Regions from separate parts of the Homo sapiens genome. Here region 1 is linked to region 2. The links are chromatin loops, found by intact Hi-C in ENCODE. Cell type or tissue: dorsolateral prefrontal cortex. All regions are shown on one strand. Links, peaks and the distances in the headings refer to the core of each region. The heading gives the core; the rest is flanking DNA. Region 1 holds the start of VSTM2A (V-set and transmembrane domain containing 2A). Region 2 has its middle 94 kb from the start of SEC61G.

Region 1 (9,701 bases), core at 3,204-8,203, 120 kb before region 2:
TGCTAGAACACTGCTAAATCAAATATAGAACTCCAGACTCTTGCCCTGCCCCTCTTCTCACACATATCTCATAAATATAGTCTCAAGGCCCTAGTGTATTTTTTATGTAGTCTTGTTTTGAACTAATTTCAGTTTTTCTTTCAAATATTAGTTCTTAATTCCTCAATATCCACAGAGTATACTTACCACAGTTTGCCTCAGGAGAAGCTCAGAATATTCCCATGCATTCTCCTAAAAATACCTCTATAAGATTTAATGAGACTTCCCTTTTCATTCCATCTGAATTTTACAAAGCCTCAGGTTCATGCGTCAAAGATAGGGATAAATGACAATAAAAATCAGTTAGCTTTTATTGAACACTACTGTATACCTGACACTGTGATTAAGCATTTGCATGCATTATCTCAATGGATCTGCACAAAATATGAAAAAGGAACTATTATTTACAGGGAAAGTGGGTGAGGTCTAGGAAGGGTAAGCCACTTGCTTAAGAACATATAGACAATAAATACTGAGAGGAAATTTGACCCCAGGTTGGTAGAACTCAGAAACCACTTTTTTTTTAGAGATGGAGTCTCACTCTGTCACTGGGCTGGAGTGCAATGGCATGCTCTCAGCTCACTGCAACCTCAGCCTCCCGAATTCAAGCGATTCTCCTGCCTCAGCCTCCTGAGTAGCTGGGATTACAAGCATGTGCCACAACACCTGGCTAATTTTTGTATTTTTAGTAAAGACGGGGTTTCTGCATGTTGGAAGACTGGTCTTGAACTCCTGACCTCGTGATCTGCCTGCCTTGGCCTCCCAAAGTGCTGAGATTACAGGCGTGAGCCACCGCACCTGACCCAGAAACCACTTTTAACTGAGAATGTGTATACTTAAAAAATGTAAGGCTAGCTAAATGTTTATAACTTGTTTTGTTTCTTGAAAGATTTTCAAAAGCATTGTTTTAAGTCATTATTTACATTCATTCAAACTGTAAATAGAGGTATAGAACCATAGACAAACTTAGAAATTTTAGACTTTATCAAAAATTGCTGCTTTTCTCATAGTTTTGTTTTCTTTCTCTAAATAATTATCTGCCGCACAAAAATAGATACGGAAGGTGGTTACTTGGTTATTCACGCTAAAAATCCATAACAGAATTTTTAATGAGAAACACATATATTGAAATTATTAAATATCACAAATCCTGAGCTTTAACCGCAGCATAATTCTGAAGAAGGAAGGAACATTCCTGAGACAGTAGATTCAGCCACAACATCCTCAGCTTTTCTTACCTGGTGGCCTCTAGTTGAAGATTTTTTTCACAAAGGGATGGACACATAATATTGATGCTAACTGTGTTGCTAATGAAGAAATTGAGAGGCACAGCTTAGTTTTGATCATGAGCCCATTTTAATTTCTCATAAGAGAAAAAAATGAATGTAAGTAGCCATGAGTTTTGTAGAGGGCATCTAAGCTGATTGTGATATTGAGGCTTCCCTTTGCCTTTCCTGGATGTTGCCTCTAGGCCAGATATTACGATTTAAAATGACATAACATGACCTCATGAAAAATTTGAGGTCTAACTTCGTGAACTCCAATTACAAAGTTACATAGATTTCCACAGAATGAAAGCCAGATGTAAGTAATTTACATTTTAGTCATGTAAAAAAGGAAGAGATAAAAGGAGAAATGCCATCTGGAAGATTAAAATCAACAGTAGCCATGTAATGGGCAGTTAGTGTCCACATAGGTCACCTGCCTCTTTAAAATGTTTGACACTTCCAGTGGCCAGCAGTTATTCTCTCTCTACCAATTGTTTACTTTATAAAACACAAGCTCTGAGAAAACAACAAGTCGTGTTGAGATGTGGGGACTATCTAGGATTCTGGAATCTTAAAAGACTTGTTTATCAGTGTCTAGAAAAGAGTTTGGGTGCAATTGATTTTGTTTTATGTGGTATTTTTCTTAGTAAAAAACAACTTTTATTGGCTTACCTCAAGACACTTAATGTTTTACCCTACCTTTAAAGCAATTTAGATCTTAGGATGCTGAAGAAATAAAGTATTGATTTGCTTCTGTGACACAAGTGACTAGTCATGGCAGGTTCCTTATATGTAGAATGAGTGGTTTGTATTAATTGCTTATTAAACTCTATTCCAATTCTGAAATTCACACATGCTATGAAGACATTGTACACATATGGAAAGAGGTATTATTCATGTTGCTTCTTCCATCATTATCACATGACAGACTCGCCTGTGTCTTTGAAATTGCAACAGGGAGAGACTGGTACATTCAGCAGGCCAAAGCATTGACTGGTATAATTAAGTGGAAAGCAAATGTGAAAAGCTCATCTTTGGTTAGTATGAGTTAGCAGCTTTCTCCTGCACTCTTATTTTCTTCAAATGAAATAGAATTTCTTTGTGGATATTTTTTATATTGCTTCAACATTTAAAGACTCTGTACTATTTCCTTTTATTTCCTGAAGTGAGAAAAGAATTTAATCCAGGAATGAGATTGTGAGTGAAAATGTTTCTCAGTACCCTGATATATTCTCTCTTATGCAGTTTTGATCATCTCCAAAGAAAGTGTTCAAGAACACAGTAGGATGCACATCGAAGGGCATGGACAGGAACAGCTCATCTAACCCAGTGAGGACTGTCTTCCAATTCTTTAGATGGCTATTTTAAAAGTTATTTCTAAAGGAAATATCTAATTTTGTATCTTCCAGTTACTTATGAAAAACTTTTAAAGTTTACATTGGCTCTTAAGCCTCAACTTATGACAAATTTTGAAAGTGTGATATGGAAAGCCATTCTATCATGAGCCTATGGGAGTGAAATACAGTGATCTCCCTCAACTTCAAGATGGAAAAATGTCTCCAAATCCTTAGGAGAAAAGGACAGAGCCACAAAATATAAAGACCCTCCCCCTTGCCAGTTCAGCTCTTAGGTGGATCAATTGCTCTCAAAGTTTATGTAGAAGCCTACAGACATCACAAAGAAACAGTGTTTGAAAGAGTAAGTTAAATAAGTTTGAATATGTAAAAAAATGAACAAATATAATCTAAATAAGATGCCAAAGGAACACAATGGAATGATCTCCAACAGATTTTATTACGCCCGAGGAAAGAGCATGTTCAGATAAACATTCCTATTTTAGGTTTTGGGGGAAATGTCTGAATTTTTAAGAAGCAAAATAATGACCAAAAGCTCATTAAGAGGGCAACAAAGCAATCAAAAAGTGAGATGGTAGAATTTGATTTTTGGAGCACTATCAATAGGTATTTTTTAAGAAGAGATTTGCAGTTATTTTTATAGGATAAGGCATCAGCAATCATTTTGGCAAAGGAGAAATGGGCAGGAAATATTTCTCTTATATCTGGATGCAGACAAATTGTCTTTCTTGATAATTTACTTCCAATCTTGTAGGAGAGTACAGTGCTTTACAAGAACTTGTATAAAGAATTGGACCTAGTCTCAGAACTGTGATCATGTGATATACTGAATATATTTACTTCTTAATTAAATTTTCTCATTTCAAACTGTTAACACAGAGACAGTTTGTCATTAACAAGGCAAATGACCTATAGAAGATAATGCATACATGTTTATTAGCACTATTTACAGTCCTTGAGATGATATAACACATATTTAAGAAAAAACTTTGGTCTACATTGGTAAAACTAAAATACCCATCAGGCACTTTTCATAAGGAGAACAAAAGACTTTTCCAATTTCATCTTTCTCCTTTTTTTTTTCCTTCCCTCCTTTCTTCTTTGTTTCCTTCATAGCTTAAACGCTTATAACTTTATTTTAAAGTAATTCAATGGCTTATTTGTACTATAAAAGCTTTCTCACACTTTATTTTTCACACTCTTAAGCTTATTTTTATTGTACTTTTATTGTTACAGTGATCAAGTACTTCTTTTAAATAGTTGAAATGCTTTGCTAAATTAATTTAGAACTCCTCTTACTTAAAATAAATGCCCTTTATATTGAGAACTGTTTTAACAGCAGATAACCTTGAAGTCAGGTCATTTCCATGACATATTATACCCATGTTTATGCTAAAGGTTGAAATAAAGCCAAAATCATGTTAGCACATTGAAAACATCCTGTTAGGCTTAACATTTAAAGCATATGCAAGGTTTTGTTGTTTACTTTCCACGTAATGCTTAGTATGGTTCAGGTGTATTAACTTGGATTATGTTTCTATGTTCTGAACTCATTGTCCATGAATGTTTGAACATAAAGTGATTTCCTTTCTTAGAACGATAAACTTCAAAATCCTTTGCTAAATACAAGGAGGATACAGAGTCTGGTTGGCCTAAACATGAACAGATATAAAATATCTCCCATGATTGTCTCCAAATCCCATATTCTGCCCCTACTCACAGTAAAAAATAAATATACTTTCAGAAAATAAATAATATTGTGATGACGTTATTGTGTCTTTAGTTTTCTGAGCTTTAAGTTATTGCTGCATTCAGCAATAGAAGATAAGTGATTTAAAATGCAACCGCTATGTTAAGGTTAATTTTTTTTCTGGCTAGTAAAGGCATTAGCCAACTACAAATTCTTTATCTGTAAAATGAAAATACATACCCTACATTGGCTTCCTGATAGCATTATTAAGACTAATTCATATTTCAAACTAATACTGAAAATTTGTGGCATAGTTGCATAGAAATAATAATGGGAATAAAAAATGTGTGCTCTTCTTAGATGGCAAATGCTATTAATTTTGTTAAAAAAAATTTAAATCCACTAATAGTTGGATTGCATAAGGTCAGATAGAGTCTTTAACATAATATACATTGTTGTTTCAGTTCTTAATTAAAAATAGAATGTACATCTCAAATCTTCACCAAGGCAGATAAGTAGATTTGTTCCACATTCTGAAACTTATTGTGATTTTTTGTGTCTAAAATAAGATTCCTTATTCACTTAGTCCCAGGGAACATTACATAAGTATTGTGCTATGCAAAAGAAAAGCAAATAAACAAAACAAAATCACGTAATGAAGACCTTAACGGTATTTAAAACCCCTCCCCCCTCCAAAATACATGGAAGATGAAGGAAAAGAAGGCAGGAGGTATGTAATTTTTTAAAAAGTAAACATAGTATGGTGGGCTTTTCTTTCCAGAAAATTCCCTCAATGCGTGACTTTTTGTACTTTTTCTCTTCTCCGTCTGCCAGCTGGAGCGATATGGCTCCTGCATGAGCTGCTTGTACTGAAAGCTGTTCAGCAAGAAATTCGTGTGAAATCGTAGCATGTGATGCTCCTGGTTGGAGCAGTTAATAACTGGGTAAGCGGCATTTCCCTAAATGGCTGTTTTCCTCGGCCCACCCGTCTCTCCCCCATCCCATTGCTCCCCGGTCCTCAGCAATGCCCCAACTCCCTCCCGGAACCTTTTGCTCCGAGCCCCCCGCCAGCGCCGCAATCCCGTCACTGTATTGTCCTCCTCGGCACCGAGCGATCTGATCCGCCGAGCCAGAAAGACACCCGATGGGGGAGAGAAGCAAAGTGGAAAAAAACCGACGTCCCTGCTCTCCAGAAGGGAGACCCCAGCGGCGCCGACGAGCCCTGCGCCCTCCGCGGCCGCCCGGCGCGAGCTCCCGGGCGGGGCGCTGTCCAGCGCGCACAGAGTTAAAGGCATCATCGCAGCCATTAGAGGGAAAAGTTGCGGCGCCGCGAGCCCGGCGAAGTCCTCAGCCCGCCCCGCTTGCCCACTCCCCACTTCCCGAGCCGGCTCCGTGTTTAGGGAGGGCAGTGATCACGCAAGCCGGAGCGGCGGGCTGACGTTGGACGAGCTGCCAGGTAGCTGAAAGCAGGCAGCCAGGCAGCCGAGACACTTCCCAGCGATTCCAGCCTGGGCTCCGCAGGAAGCCTCGCTGAATCCCAGCCAGCTGGTTCTAACCTTCCAGAATCGCAATCCCTTCTCCCCACAGCCAGCCCTCGCCAAGCAAGCAGCAGGATGTTTGCAGTGTCGCGCCCAGGGCTCTGAGACTGAGCCTGCCATCCACTCGCACGCCTTTCTTTCAGGGCTTTTCGGCTGTTGGCTACACTGATGTGACCCCCCTCCCTTTTTGGAATGATGGGGATCTTTTTGGTGTATGTTGGATTTGTTTTCTTTTCCGTTTTATATGTACAACAAGGGCTTTCTTCTCAAGGTAAGTCTTGCTCAATGGCAAATATACATTTGCTTGCGTGTGTGTGTGTTTCCTACACTCAAAAAGAATGGACAGGCAGATAGAATAAGCTTCCTAGCAAGTAACAGTGGGCTTAGGCTGTATAAATAGTGTTCTGTTTGACGATTTTTTTTAAAGTTTATTAAACTGTAGACTAGCTAGGCTGGAGAGAAAATCTAGCTGGTGCCTGACAATGAGGTGGGCTCCTCGGTGAGCACAAACACAGGGTCGTGTGGTGTGTGTGTGTGGGTGTGTGTGTGCTTTCTATCTGTGTGCATGCACAGGGTAGCCACTCATGCATACATAATCATCGCAAACAAACACAGGGCTGGATACTGGGACTCTCCATTGCCAGTCCCTCTTCCTTGTGTAGTCAGACTGGGCTTAGAGTTTCCCTTTTGTAGGTCCGTGTGACTCCTTTTGTATGTGTGTTTATCAAAGGACAGACTCCTCTGAGGACCCATAAAAAGCCACAACTTGCATGACAAGCAGCAGCAGCCTGCTGAACCCGATTGTTCAGGACTTCGTAGGCTGCAGTGGTCGTTTCAGCACCATGAACAGATCACATCTCTGGTGCCAAAAGACTGCATCACTTCTGCAAGCAGAAATGCCATACTCCTTCTGCCAGCTAGAATAGAAAAGCCCTTTTCCGATCAGAATGTCTCCTTAATAGCTTCCCTGTTTTAGGTACAAATATAGTTTCATTTCACTAGAGATCATTTTTGGGATTTCATAAAATGTTGAAAAGAGACAGTGTCTCTCTTTAAACCGGGGGTGAGGTGAGGGGTGGGGGGAGGAGTGCATCCACCCCAAATCATTTCTGCATTCCCCATGGCCCTCTTCTCCATAAGTGTGCATTGTGGTTGTGCATTTCCACTGGCCATACAAATCTTCCCAGGACTGCTTTTAGGGAACCATCAGCTCTTTGCAAAGTGCCCCTTAGATAAGATAAGAACAACCACGTTGGTAACAAGATAAGAGCATTGCATGTTCAAGAAATGCCTTTAGGAGGAAGGAAACATTATATTTTTGTGAGTTTCACCAGGGTTGCATGAATCTTGCAAACTAGCAGTGTCAAGGTTGGTAATGAAAAGGCTGAGAAACATCTCCATAGTGACTTCTAAATAATATTTAATCTGAACTAAGCCTGGATGTGTGATCATTACATCTTAAGATGTATGGCAATTCAAAATACAGTGACTTGATGGGAACAAATAAAGGTTAATTTGGAGAGAAGGAAACATATACAGTTTATAAAGTGTGCAACTTGTTTCACTGCTGCAGGCGTGTTTCACTGGTGTTGCTAATAACCGTTTTGATGTATCAGGAATGTGCATTTTGACAGATAATCATGATCTACTCTGTTACATGAAACATCCAGTTAGTGGTAGATTGTTTAGAAACTTAGAGGCAAGAGACTCTCCTCATTTATCAACTTGACAGATTGCCTAAATTGTATCTCACTGACTCTCTCAGTAAATGTTGTGGAATACTGCAATCTGACAAAAGGTATTTGGATCTACCTGCGGGGATCTTGGCTAAGAGTTATTGGCAAGCTTGTTAACCTTTCCATTATCTGGATTTGATCAACAACATAGTGATTTAGGTATGATACCAAAAGTTAGACAGGAAAGAGGCAAAGGAAGGGGGCTGGGGGAACCAGACGAAGCCGAGGATGTAAGAGAGGGGTTTTGTTGCTATTTAAGTCCAGGAAAAATGTAGCGAGCTCTCAAGGAAAGAGACTCAGGCAAGAGGGGTGTGGATATTCCAACAGGATGCCTTTCTGTTTTGCAGCAAAATTTACCGAGTTTCCGCGGAACGTGACGGCGACCGAGGGGCAGAATGTGGAGATGTCCTGCGCCTTCCAGAGCGGCTCCGCCTCGGTGTATCTGGAGATCCAATGGTGGTTCCTGCGGGGGCCGGAGGACCTGGATCCCGGGGCCGAGGGGGCCGGCGCGCAGGTAGCGGAGCCCGCCGACCCCGCGTCTCCCCTTCGCTCGCCCGGTCCTCAGGGTGTCCGGCCCGGGGCTGGGGGCCGAGGTGCTGCCTGGACACCCCTGGGGACCTGCCCGGTTCTGTGGAAGCGAGTGACCCCCAGGGCTTCTAGGGAGGGAAAGGGAATTTGTCCTGGGGACGCGAAGTTAAAACCCAGAAGGAAGTCCTGCTGCCCAGTTTCTTCCTGTTAAACCGGGAAGCGCCTCCTCCTGTAAGTTCTGGTACTTAGGCAGATGCCCGCCTTGCCCCTACCACGCTGCCACATCCCGGGACATCCGGGAGCCCCTTTCCAGGACGAAAGGAGGGGGAGGGGAATCGGTGGGCGGCCTCCACCCCCCACCCCACCCCCTCTCCCTTCTCGGGGCACCAGGCACCATCTGGGACCGCAGCCCCCAGGCTGAACAACCAGAGAACCAGGGCGGCCAGCTCCTCTCACCTCCACTTCTAACAGATATGTGGGGTGTCGGGGAGAGAGGGAGAGAGAAGGAAAGGGGGGAAATGGAGGAGGGAGAGAAGGAGAGAAGAAAGGGGGAGACCGGGAGAGGCACAGAGAAGGAGAAAGAGACGGAGAGAGGGAAGGGGGAAAAAGGGGAGAGACGGAAGGGAAAGAGAAGGGAGGGAGAAAGAAGGTAGAAGAGAAGGAGAGAGGGAAGGGGAAAAGAGGGAGAGAGGGAGTGAGGAGAGGGACAGAGAGAAGGGAAGGAGGGAAGGGAGAATTGGAGTGGGGAGGGGAGAAGAAGAGGGGGAGAGGGAGAAAGAAGGGGGAGAGAGGGAGAGAGGGACGGGGAGGGGGAAGGGGCTGGGAAAGAGGGAAGGGGGAGACGGGAAGAGACAGTGAAGGGGAAAGAGAGAGGGAAGGGGGAAAAAGGGAGAGAGGGAAGGGAAAGAGAGAGAGGGAAGGGGAAAAAGGGAGAGAGGGAAGGGAAAGAGAGGGCAGGGAGAGAGAAAGGAGAAGAGAAGGAGAGAGGGTAGGGGAAAAGGAGGGAGGGGGCGAGAGGGACAGAGAGAAGGGGAGGGGGAAGGAAGAGAGGGAGAATTGGAGTGGGAAGCAGAGAAGGAGAAGGGTAGAGGGAGAAAGAATGGGGAGAGAGGGAGAGAGGTAAGAGGGGGGAAGGGGGTGGGAGAGCAGAGAGAATGAGGGGGAAGGGGTGGGAGAGGAGAGAGAATGAGGGGGGAAGGGGGGAGGAAGAGAAGGAGCAGGAGAGACATGGGGGAGAGAGGGCACAGAAGGGAGAGAGGGAAGGAGAGGAAAAGGAGAGACGGAGGGAGAGGGAAGGGAGAGGGAGGGAAAGGAAGAGAGGGAGAGAGGAGTAGAGAAGAGGCAGGGAGAGGAGAGAAGGAGAGTGGAGAAGGGAAGGAAAAGGAGAGAAGAGAGGAAGCGAGGAGAGAAGGAAGTAGGGGAATGGGGAGTGTGGAGGGGACGGAGGGTGACTTGGGAAGAGACAGGAGAGAGGGTGGTGAGGTGGGGAAGGAGAGGGAGAAAGGAGGAGATGAGGAAAAGGAAAATAGCGGGAGGAGGGGAGAGGG
Region 2 (9,701 bases), core at 1,825-6,824:
AATCACAGAGACAGAGCTCCGGGGTTCTGAGGACAGGTTTGGACATGCGTGTGGCCAGCTATTAGGTAAGAAAAAGTATGGTCCATGCAGCGTGGGGCCAGAGCATGGGTGACAATGGGTGAGGAGGCCCTGCATCTGGCTCTATATGGGAGCACAGGCACATGAGGGGTGATGCCCCAAACCCTAACGGCCTTGAAAAGGAGAGTAGATGTTCAGCACTGGGTCAGCAGGGAGGGGGCTGTGCCCAGAGCTTCCCAGGCTGCTGGGGCAACTGCTCCCTTGGGTGGTGCACGGTGCACACGGCAGGGGCAATGCTCTCTGGGGCTGTGTCCAGCTCCTTCACCCAAATTCAAAACATGTGCATTCTGCACACCTCTGTCAAATAGTCTGGATCAAGGCATGTGTTTGCCTAAATCATCTGAAAATTTATATCAAAAATAGTTTCTTGGCATGTATCTATCAGTCTGGGTCCAATCAGGAGATGCAGACCACAACACAATTTAAACAAGGGAGGTTTAATATAAAGAAATATGATGCTATTTCTTAAGAAACAGGACAAGAGAGTAACTATTGAGACAGAAAGAGCTCTACAGGGCACCAGAGCTGTGGGTGAGCACCCAAGGAAGGACACAGCTAGAGGGGGCTTAGACTTCTGAAGAAAGTATGGCTGCACCTACTGGATAGTGGAGAATTTTGCTGGGCTTCCCAGGACACAGCTGGCCCACAGTGGCTGGACAAGTGAAAACATCACTCTGTGGCACCAGCAAACTGAGGCCAACAGGCAGGCAGAGAGAGCAGGGCACACTGCAGGTGTGAGACCAAAAACCTGTCATGTCTATGTCATTGTCCATGTTGAGAGGGCCACAGGAAATACACCTGCAGGACACAGGCAGGGGATGCTGGCAGGTGGTGGACCACCCTCTGCAGGGACCCAGTGCCCCTCTGTGCACAGCTTGGGTCAGAGCAGCTGTGGGCGCTTGCATGGACAAAGGTACAGCCTGCCGAATGGCCAACCTTAAGGAGCTTCAGTGTGCCTGTGGGTGGGGCTAAGGAGAGGGTACAAAGAGCAGGACCTGGGCCGAGGCACAGTCCTGTGCTGTCTGGTGTCCCTGGCTATGCTAGTGCTGTCCAAATCAGGAACTGCAGAAAGCATGGCAGCAACATGCTGGAGAGAGCTTCCTGTAGCCTGCATGCACCTGGCACTGGAGAAACCACACTGCTGAGCAGTAAAGAAAAATGCACGCTCTCCAGGAGCATGGCAAATGCCCTGAGAGCCAGGACAGAAAATCCCTACTATCTGTAATGTCTCTCCAGCACCTTCTAATGACAATCCTTAACATCGGATCAGTGGCAAAGAAAAAATATGAAAGAGGCTCACCTGCATCTTCACAGATCAGGTAATGAAGGATGAATTTGGAGCTGAGAGTCAGGAAACTGAAAAATGGCAACACATAGCCTATGCCCGACACCCACCGGCCCCACTCTTCCATGGCACTCACAAAATATTCCCTGGGGCTTTGACTGTGATCTAGGAAAAAAAAAACACTGTTTGCAAGGAAAGGAAGATTTCTTGGTAAATTATCTTTCTATGGGTAAAAAAATCAGTGCAGTCATCACCTTGTCATTAGTAAGTTCTCAATAGAGCAGACTGAGTCAAAGCTGTGCAGCCAATAAGATGTACTTACAAATGGTTCCCTGCCTGAGAGCTGGGTTCAGAAGTGCAGTAGATCCAACATCTCCCAGTGCCATAATCTACCTTGTAGGACTAAATGTCCTATACCCTAAAGTTTATTATTCTTTATATATGATCTAGAGAGTGGGTACAAGTTTTGGTAGTAGTTTGGAAAATACTACAAAATCTTTGAAATAAAAAAAACTAAGCAGTTTATAAAACACTGCCACTTATACTTAGGTGTATTCTTACATCTTTTCTTTTTTCCTTAAATAACTAAAACAAATATAACATTTTCTGAAAAGTAAAGGGGCCTCAGTAAATAAATACATAGCATTGCTATTATGACATACAATATTTTAGAATAAAAATATAGTATGAATATTCATAGAAGTTGTTATTCTTGGATCTTTAGCAACATTAAATATGTAATATACTTACACCTCCATTTCCTCTTCTAATATTTATCCCTGCTTCATTTCTAAATCATCTTTTCCATATTTTCCTCTTCAGTTTTTTAAGTGGGACGGCAAGCTTGTTTTCAGCTAGTTGTAATTAAAATATTATCTATGAGCACTTTCAAGCCAGATTGTCATCATCAAAGCAAAGGAAAGATGGGGCAATTTTGGAGAAAACTCAGTGACACATCAAATTATTTAGATGGATGTTTTAATTTCACAATTTTTCTTCAACTAACTTTAAAATATGTGGGTGATTATTTTATATAGGGATTCGCATGGTACAAAAATCAGTAGAACTCCAAATAAGGCACTGAGAGGAGACAGAGAGGAGAGCACTGAGGTGGGCTCTTCTGCCCTGAGTGGACCCTGATCTCCACAGAGGCCAGGCAGACAGCATCCTGCCTTCCACCGTCGCGTTCCAGAGAAGACTGTTGATAAACAGCCAGTGCCTAACTTCAGGGAGGGGTTAGTTATGGATGAAATCAAAGGACACCGAGGGAAATGTAAGAGAAGGTGGCTGGAGTAGGCTTGGGAGGCAGGGGGCCCCACCTGGGAGAGCTTGGCGTTCTAGCCTGTGGAGGAGTCCTAGGGGGAGGAGAGAACTGGGGAGGGGTAGAGGGCGCTCAGGAAGGCAGGTCTTGTGTCCTGCGCCAGCCAACTCCAGCTGTGCTCCATGGCTCCGGCAGGGTTGCTCTGAAGGCTATAAAGGAATGTGCCCACCCTGGCATGTGACCATCCTTCTAGAACACGCTTTGGTTCCTCGATTTGGGAAGGTCTGGCTCCAATAGCCCAAGCCTGCCTCCAGATCCTTTAAAGATAGCTTCACTTTTCTGTCCCAAGCACTGAGAGGGAAAAGGGACGGGAAAGAGTGGAAGGAGTGGGCAGCAATGTGTGTAGTTTGGCCCTGCAGCGGAGCCGCCGCCGTCCATAGCCTCCCTGTTCGGAGGCCGCCATCCATAGCCTCCCTGCTTGGAGCCCCTGACCATGGCAGGCCTATCTCAGCGTCTTGCAGGAGCTGGGATGCGCATATCCCTTGGGCAAGGGGAAGCCACGGCTTGATTTCAGCAAGAAGCAATGTGAGTTACCTTGCCCTTAACCTTATGTAAATTCATTCTGCAAATGAAGATCCAGGGCTGAAAGGGCAGCACTGCAGACACCGCAGCGGCCGGAGCCACAGCCCTGAGCTCCCAGGGTTTTCCACCCAGCAGGGAAGACAGACTGGAAAAACGATTACATGAGTGGTGCTGGCTGCAAAGGAGAAGAATGGATCTTTAGTGCGTAGTGAAGCGCAGGGGTCTCACTTGGTTAGGATATGGTTCTGAAATACTTCACTGAGAGGGGCATGGGCGCTGGAGTGGAGACAAGTTGGGACCTGGACTCATTCAGAGTTCATTATGGGGAGGAGAGATTCCAGGACTAGAGAACAGTGTTGGCCTTGAAGCAGAAAAAAACCTGGACCAGAAACTGGAAGAAGAAAGAGAAGGAGAAAGAGAAGGAGAAGGAAGAGAAGGAGAAGGAGAAGGAGAGGAAGAGGAAGAAAGAAGAAGAAGAAAAGGAAGAGGAAGAAAGAAGAAGAAGAAGAAAGAAGAAGAAGAAAAACCAACTTAGGCAGGAGAGTACAGAGGGACATGAAGGAAGCAGGAGCGTGCACACTTGAAAGCGTGTGTTAGCATCAGCAGCCCCCGCCACCCCTGCAGGACATACCAAGATGCCCTTCACTCTGAGGGCAGCGGGAACACACTAAAGGGTTGAACAGGTTGCGTTTCTAAAAGGTCACGGACTACAGTGTGTAAGAGGTTGGAAGGGGATAAAAGCAAACGCAGACGGACGGCTAGAGAGCTACAGACGGGTGACGGGGCGGTGGAAGGAGGGCGGAAAGGGAAGTGACCTCCCAGCGCCGTCCTGGGCTGCAATAATCAATCAATCTGTGCTGCATGCTGGCCCCCACTGGACAGTGGCTAATTGATCCATTCACGAGGGAAGACGCAGATCTGACAGGCCGCGCGCAGTTCCACACAGCCGCGCTGGGCTCCCGTCACCTCCCTCCGGGATGAGTGTGGAAGGCGCTCTGCACCAGGAGCACTCAGCTTTCCCAGGCCGCTGTTGCCGGGCACAGGCTCCGGGCACACGAGGGGGTTCCGTGCAGCCCGCTTTGCAGAGGGAACGGAGGCGCAGAGAGCCTGGCCCGGGCGCGCGGCCGCGAGGGTCGGGAGCAGGGAATCCACCGCTGCAGCTCAGCTCTGGGCAACGCTGCCACCTGCTGTCCCGCGCAGCCGCACAGCGGCCCGGGCGTCCCAGCCTCCGCGAGAAAGACTGTGCCTGACCTGCACGGAGGATGACGCTGACCGGCCGGTGATGAGGAAGCCACCAAGGGAAGCAATTAGACACAGGACGTGCTGGACCTGCAGGCTGCACAGGCCAAGGGAGGGCCCCAGGCGCAGCGGGCGGATCTGCGGGTCCGCGGGCTGCGTCCCTGCCCTGTGGCCGAGACTGTGACAGTCTCCGCAGTTGGCAGCCGAGTGCACTGACACTTAGGCTGAGTCCGCAAACAGAAAAGCACCAAATCTCAGTGGCTCCACGCAACAGGTGTGTTTCTCACTCTCATATCCAGGTTAGGTCACGGGACACGCCAACAAGTGATTTAGGGACCAGGCTCTTTCCCTCTCTGTACCACCTTAAAAATGCAGCCTCCAAGTTCACTGTCTAAAGGAAAAAGTAATGATCAAGGGTGAGAGATTTTGCCGCGGCCTGTGACACAGCTCCACCTAATGTAAAGGTGTTAGAAAGCTCGGTTTTCCCGCGTGGCCAGGAAGAGGAGAAAAAGAAGTGTCGCTGGATCACTAAGACTTGGCCAGACCCTTCTGTGCCTCCTAAACATTCTCCCGTCCATGCAGAGAGCACCCTCACGCCTTCCCCCAGAGGGGCAACCACAGTCCCACCAGTCACTGCCCAATGCAAAGGGCCCCCAGGCAATCTCACTCCATGGCCGGGACTCCTCTTGGGCTGCCACCAATCACCTAGAGGGAGAGTGGTTGCTCTCCTCCACCCAGCAAACAAGCACATTATCTCTGAAACAAACACCACACCACCATTCCAAAACAGAGTGGGAGAAACACCCTATCACAGCCCAACAGGACACCTGACTCCGCTGGCCAGAATTGCTAAATTCCTCTGTCCTGGGCTGGGAAGGCCCCTCATTAGACTCCAGGGCTATCCTCTGGGGAAAACTCCATGCTCTGTTTTTCTTGGAAACCCCTGGATCGTGGGAGTTCTTAATTGCTCACTGGGCTTCAGTTTCTGAATTGGATGCTGGGGAATCTTCCCTCATAGGATCCACATACCCTGGATCTCCCTTGCTGTCTGCTGTAGACTGAACGGTTGCTTCCCCAAAAACCCCCTGTGTTGAAATCCTAATCTCCAATGTGATGGTATTAGGAGGTGGAGACTTTGGTAGGTGATCAGGTCATCAGGGTGGAGCCCTCATGAATGGGATTGGTTCCCTTCTTTCAAAGGCACTTTTGAGGACACAGTGGGAAGAAGCCTATCTGTGAACCAGGAAATGGGCTGTTACCAGACATGGAATATGCTGGCACCTTGATCTTGGACTTCCAGCCTCCAGAATTGTGAACAATAAACTTATGTTGTTTCTAAGACACCCAGTTTATGGCATTCTATTAGAGGAGTCCAAGGTGACTAAGACAATGTGACCCAAAGACTTTGTAGATTAGGTTTATGCTTTCTTTGGCAATATAATTTCTTCAAACTCTTTGAGGGCATTTGATCCATTTGCTTCCAAACAGTTCCGTATGGCTGCAACCACACCCAAAACATTTTCATGGACAACATTTTTAAATCTTCTACTTTTTTTTTTTAACTTTCTCATACCCTTGCCTAGTTCAGCTTAATAATGAGAGGAAAAATCTTAATCTAATCATTGTAATGAGACTGAGTCACAATATGGTTTTCTAGCTGAAAGGTTTTTATTTCAATATATTATTGCCTACTGTTTGTGTTTCAAATGCAGTTGAAATGTCCAGCCCTTCAAGAACCCAAATTTCTGGACTTTGTGCTCTTAAGCTGGTCAGTTTTCTCCTGAGCTCTGTGCTTTCTTTGAATAGCATGCCAACACAACCAATTATAGAAAACACACAATCACAATCACACTTTGATTTTTTTTTCCTACTGCTTTTGCTAGAGTTGCTGAATCATAAGGCTTACAATTTATCCCCAGAGATATTGCAGACAGAAGTTTTACTACATATTTCCACTGTAGTTAGCATGGATCATCATCTTCCTTGCCACCCACCACCTCACTTCAAGTCAATGTCAGCCATCAGATTTTTGTTACTACAGTACTTCCTTTTGAAGTACCAATTTTTGTATTATTCTTGATGGTTTAGTTGTTGTGTCAATTCTCTAATTTCAGTGGCTTAACAAAATAACTGTTTCTTTCTTCCCCATGTTACAGTCCAATTAGAGTTGGCTGATTCTTCTCCATTCAGTGACTCAGGAACCCAGGCTGCTTCTATCTGAGGCATCCATATTTAACATGCAGCCTCCAAGGTCACCACTGAATGAGGGAACATATCTATGTGCCTGACTTAGACGTACTAACATCATGTCCATCACATTCCACTGGTCAGGACGCAGTCACATGGCCGACCTCACTGCAAGCGTGTGGAAAAGTCATTTATCTGTGTTTTCAGGAAGAAGAAAAAGACAATATTGAAGAGGTCTGGCTGTCCTAGCTACACTGCTTATAATTTTTTTTTTAATTGATTATTCTTGGGTGTTTCTCGCAGAGGGGGATTTGGCAGGGTCATAGGACAATAGTGGAGGGAAGGTCAGCAGATAAACAAGTGAACAAAGGTCTCTGGTTTTCCTAGGTAGAGGACCCTGCGGCCTTCCGCAGTGTTTGTGTCCCTGGGTACTTGAGATTAGGGAGTGGTGATGACTCTTAACGAGCATGCTGCCTTCAAGCATCTGTTTAACAAAGCACATCTTGCACCGCCCTTAATCCATTTAACCCTGAGTGGACACAGCACATGTTTCAGAGAGCACAAGGTTGGGGGTAAGGTCACAGATCAACAGGATAAGAATTTTTCTTAGTACAGAACAAAATGAAAAGTCTCCCATGTCTACCTCTTTCTACACAGACAGGGCAACCATCCGATTTCTCAATCTTTTCCCCACCTTTCCCCCCTTTCTATTCCACAAAACCGCCATTGTCATCATGGCCCGTTCTCAATGAGCTGCTGGGCACACCTCCCAGACGGGGTGGTGGCCGGGCAGAGGGGCTCCTCACTTCCCAGTAGGGGCGGCCGGGCAGAGGGGCTCCTCACTTCCCAGTAGGGGCGGCCGGGCAGAGGCGCCCCTCACCTCCCGGACGGGGCGGCTGGCCGGGCGGGGGGGCTGACCCCCCCGCCTCCCTCCCGGACGGGGCCGCTGGCCGGGCGGGGGGCTGACCCCCCCACCTCCCTCCCAGACGGGGCGGCTGGCCGGGCAGAGGGGCTCCTCACTTCCCAGTAGGGGCGGCCGGGCAGAGGCGCCCCTCACCTCCCGGACGGGGCGGCTGGCCGGGCGGGGGGCTGACCCCCCCACCTCCCTCCCGGACGGGGCGGCTGGCCGGGCGGGGGGCTGACCCTCCCACCTCCCTCCCGGACGGGGCGGCTGGCCTGGCGGGGGCTGACCCCCACCTCCCTCCCAGACGGGGTGGCTGCCCGGCGGAGACGCTCCTCACTTCTCAGACAGGGGCGGCTGCCGGGCAGAGGGGCTCCTCACTTCTCAGACGGGCGGTTGCCAGGCGGAGGGTCTCCTCACTTCTCAGACGGGGCAGCCGGGCAGAGACGCTCCTCACCTCCCAGACGGGGTCGTGGCCAGGTAGAGGCGCTCCTCACATCCCAGACGGGGCGGCGGGGCAGAGGCTCTCCCCACATCTCAGACGATGGGCGGCCGGGCAGAGACGCTCCTCACTTCTTTCCAGACTGGGCAGCCAGGCAGAGGGGCTCCTCACGTCCCAGACGATGGGCGGCCAGGCAGAGACGCTCCTCACTTCCCAGACGGGGTGGCGGCCGGGCAGAGGCTGCAATCTCGGCACTTTGGGAGGCCAAGGCAGGCGGCTGGGAGGTGGAGGTTGCAGCGAGCCGAGATCACGCCACTGCACTCCAGCCTGGGCACCATTGAGCACTGAGTGAACCAGACTCCGTCTGCAATCTCGGCACCCCGGGAGACCGAGGCTGGCGGATCACTCGAGGCTAGGAGCTGGAGACCAGCCCGGCCAACACAGCGAAACCCCGTCTCCACCAAAAAAATACGAAAACCAGTCAGGCGTGGCGTCGCAGGCACTCGGCAGGCTGAGGCAGGAGAATCAGGCAGGGAGGTTGCAGTGAGCCGAGATGGCAGCAGTACAGTCCAGCTTCGGCTAGGCATCAGAGGGAGACCGTGGAAAGAGAGGGAGAGGGAGACCATGGGGAGAGGGAGAGGGAGAAGGAGAGGGAGAGGGAGAGGGAGAGGGTACACTGCTTATAATAATCACACATGAGTTCCTTTAGTCCCTTTCCTCTAGAAGTTTACAAGTAATATACAATAAAGCAAATAAAATTAAGGTAGGAATGAGAATGTCATACTCTCAAGAGGCCATTTAAGATTCTACAAATGTACTTGTCTCGAATCTGGGTATAATACTGATAGTGTATATTTGCATTGAAAGCCAGGTAGGGCTTGTTATATTAAGGAATTTTTCTGATAGTTATACACCAATAGCAATCATAACATGTTTGTCATTCATACAACAACATTTCCTGAGTGCCTACTAAATGCTAGGTACCCAGCTAGTAGCTGAGTGGTTAAAAAAAAATTGTTCCAGTACCTGCTCTTGTGATATTTGCATTCTAATAGGAGAGAAAATAAACAAGTAATCACCCATTTGCATAATAATTGATTTGATAAATGAGATGCACATAAAGTACAGGACAGTGTAAGAAAGCAAAAGACAGACCTAGCTTGGGAGTGGATCCACATTCTAAGCATGAAGCTGGGACTTGAAAGGCTAGGAGTTAGCCAGGTGACAATGGGGAAGAGACGCTGAGGTTTTTTACTTTTACCATTGGGTAGGGGATGGTGCCATGCTGAGATGGGAAACACTGTGTTTTCATAGAGTAGCCCTGGATGGGCAGATCAGAGATTCATTTTAGCATACATTGGCTCCAGGGTAACCATGAAACCTCCAACGGGAAATGTCAAGGAGGCAGCAGCTATTGCACAGAGCTTGTTGAGGGGTCTGGAGTGGCGCTGTAACTGGAAGATGCCTTATTGATGATCTAGTCTGTCTCAAAGGCATTCCTCACCACCCCTTACCCAAATGCATCATTCATGGGGAAAACTCCCAGAATCCAGTCACCTGCCATCATCCGTCCCGGACATCTTAGGGCTCTATACCTCTAAGAAGATTTATTTTATTTTATTTTATTTTATTATTTTATTTTTGAGACAGAGTCTCACCCTGTGGCCCAGGCTGGAGTGCAGTGGCACGATCTCGGCTCACTGCAACCTCCACCTCCCGGGGACAA

What was found. Hi-C counts contacts between places; a loop is a spot of excess contacts. Peaks named below come from ENCODE experiments on the same cell type or tissue, not always from the same donor. Only the 100,000 strongest peaks of a DNase experiment are listed, where the experiment ranks them.
Region 1: it touches region 2 in a loop (3-fold over the local background); 12 of 110 quality-filtered maps call a loop at or near these places.

Annotation. Positions count from the first base shown.
Region 1 is chr7:54,536,649-54,546,349 of GRCh38, forward strand. It overlaps VSTM2A (V-set and transmembrane domain containing 2A), which reads left to right and starts at 5,727. Exons shown (of 5, transcript NM_001301009.2): 1 at 5,727-6,161; 2 at 7,974-8,140. The coding sequence starts at 6,083. RefSeq lists enhancers at 5,365-5,865, 8,159-8,671. In dorsolateral prefrontal cortex, for the core only: no CTCF peak of the experiment used is centred there; DNase peaks (open chromatin) are centred at 5,673 and 6,683; H3K4me3 peaks cover 3,829 bases; H3K27ac peaks cover 4,543 bases; H3K27me3 peaks cover 4,305 bases.
Region 2 is chr7:54,660,136-54,669,836 of GRCh38, forward strand. No RefSeq gene overlaps it. Among named protein-coding and RNA genes, the nearest start is that of SEC61G, 94 kb to the right of the region's middle. RefSeq lists enhancers at 3,681-4,396, 4,397-5,112. In dorsolateral prefrontal cortex, for the core only: CTCF peaks have their summits at 4,388 (motif pointing left) and 4,600; DNase peaks (open chromatin) are centred at 3,843 and 4,406; H3K4me3 peaks cover 1,468 bases; H3K27ac peaks cover 1,034 bases.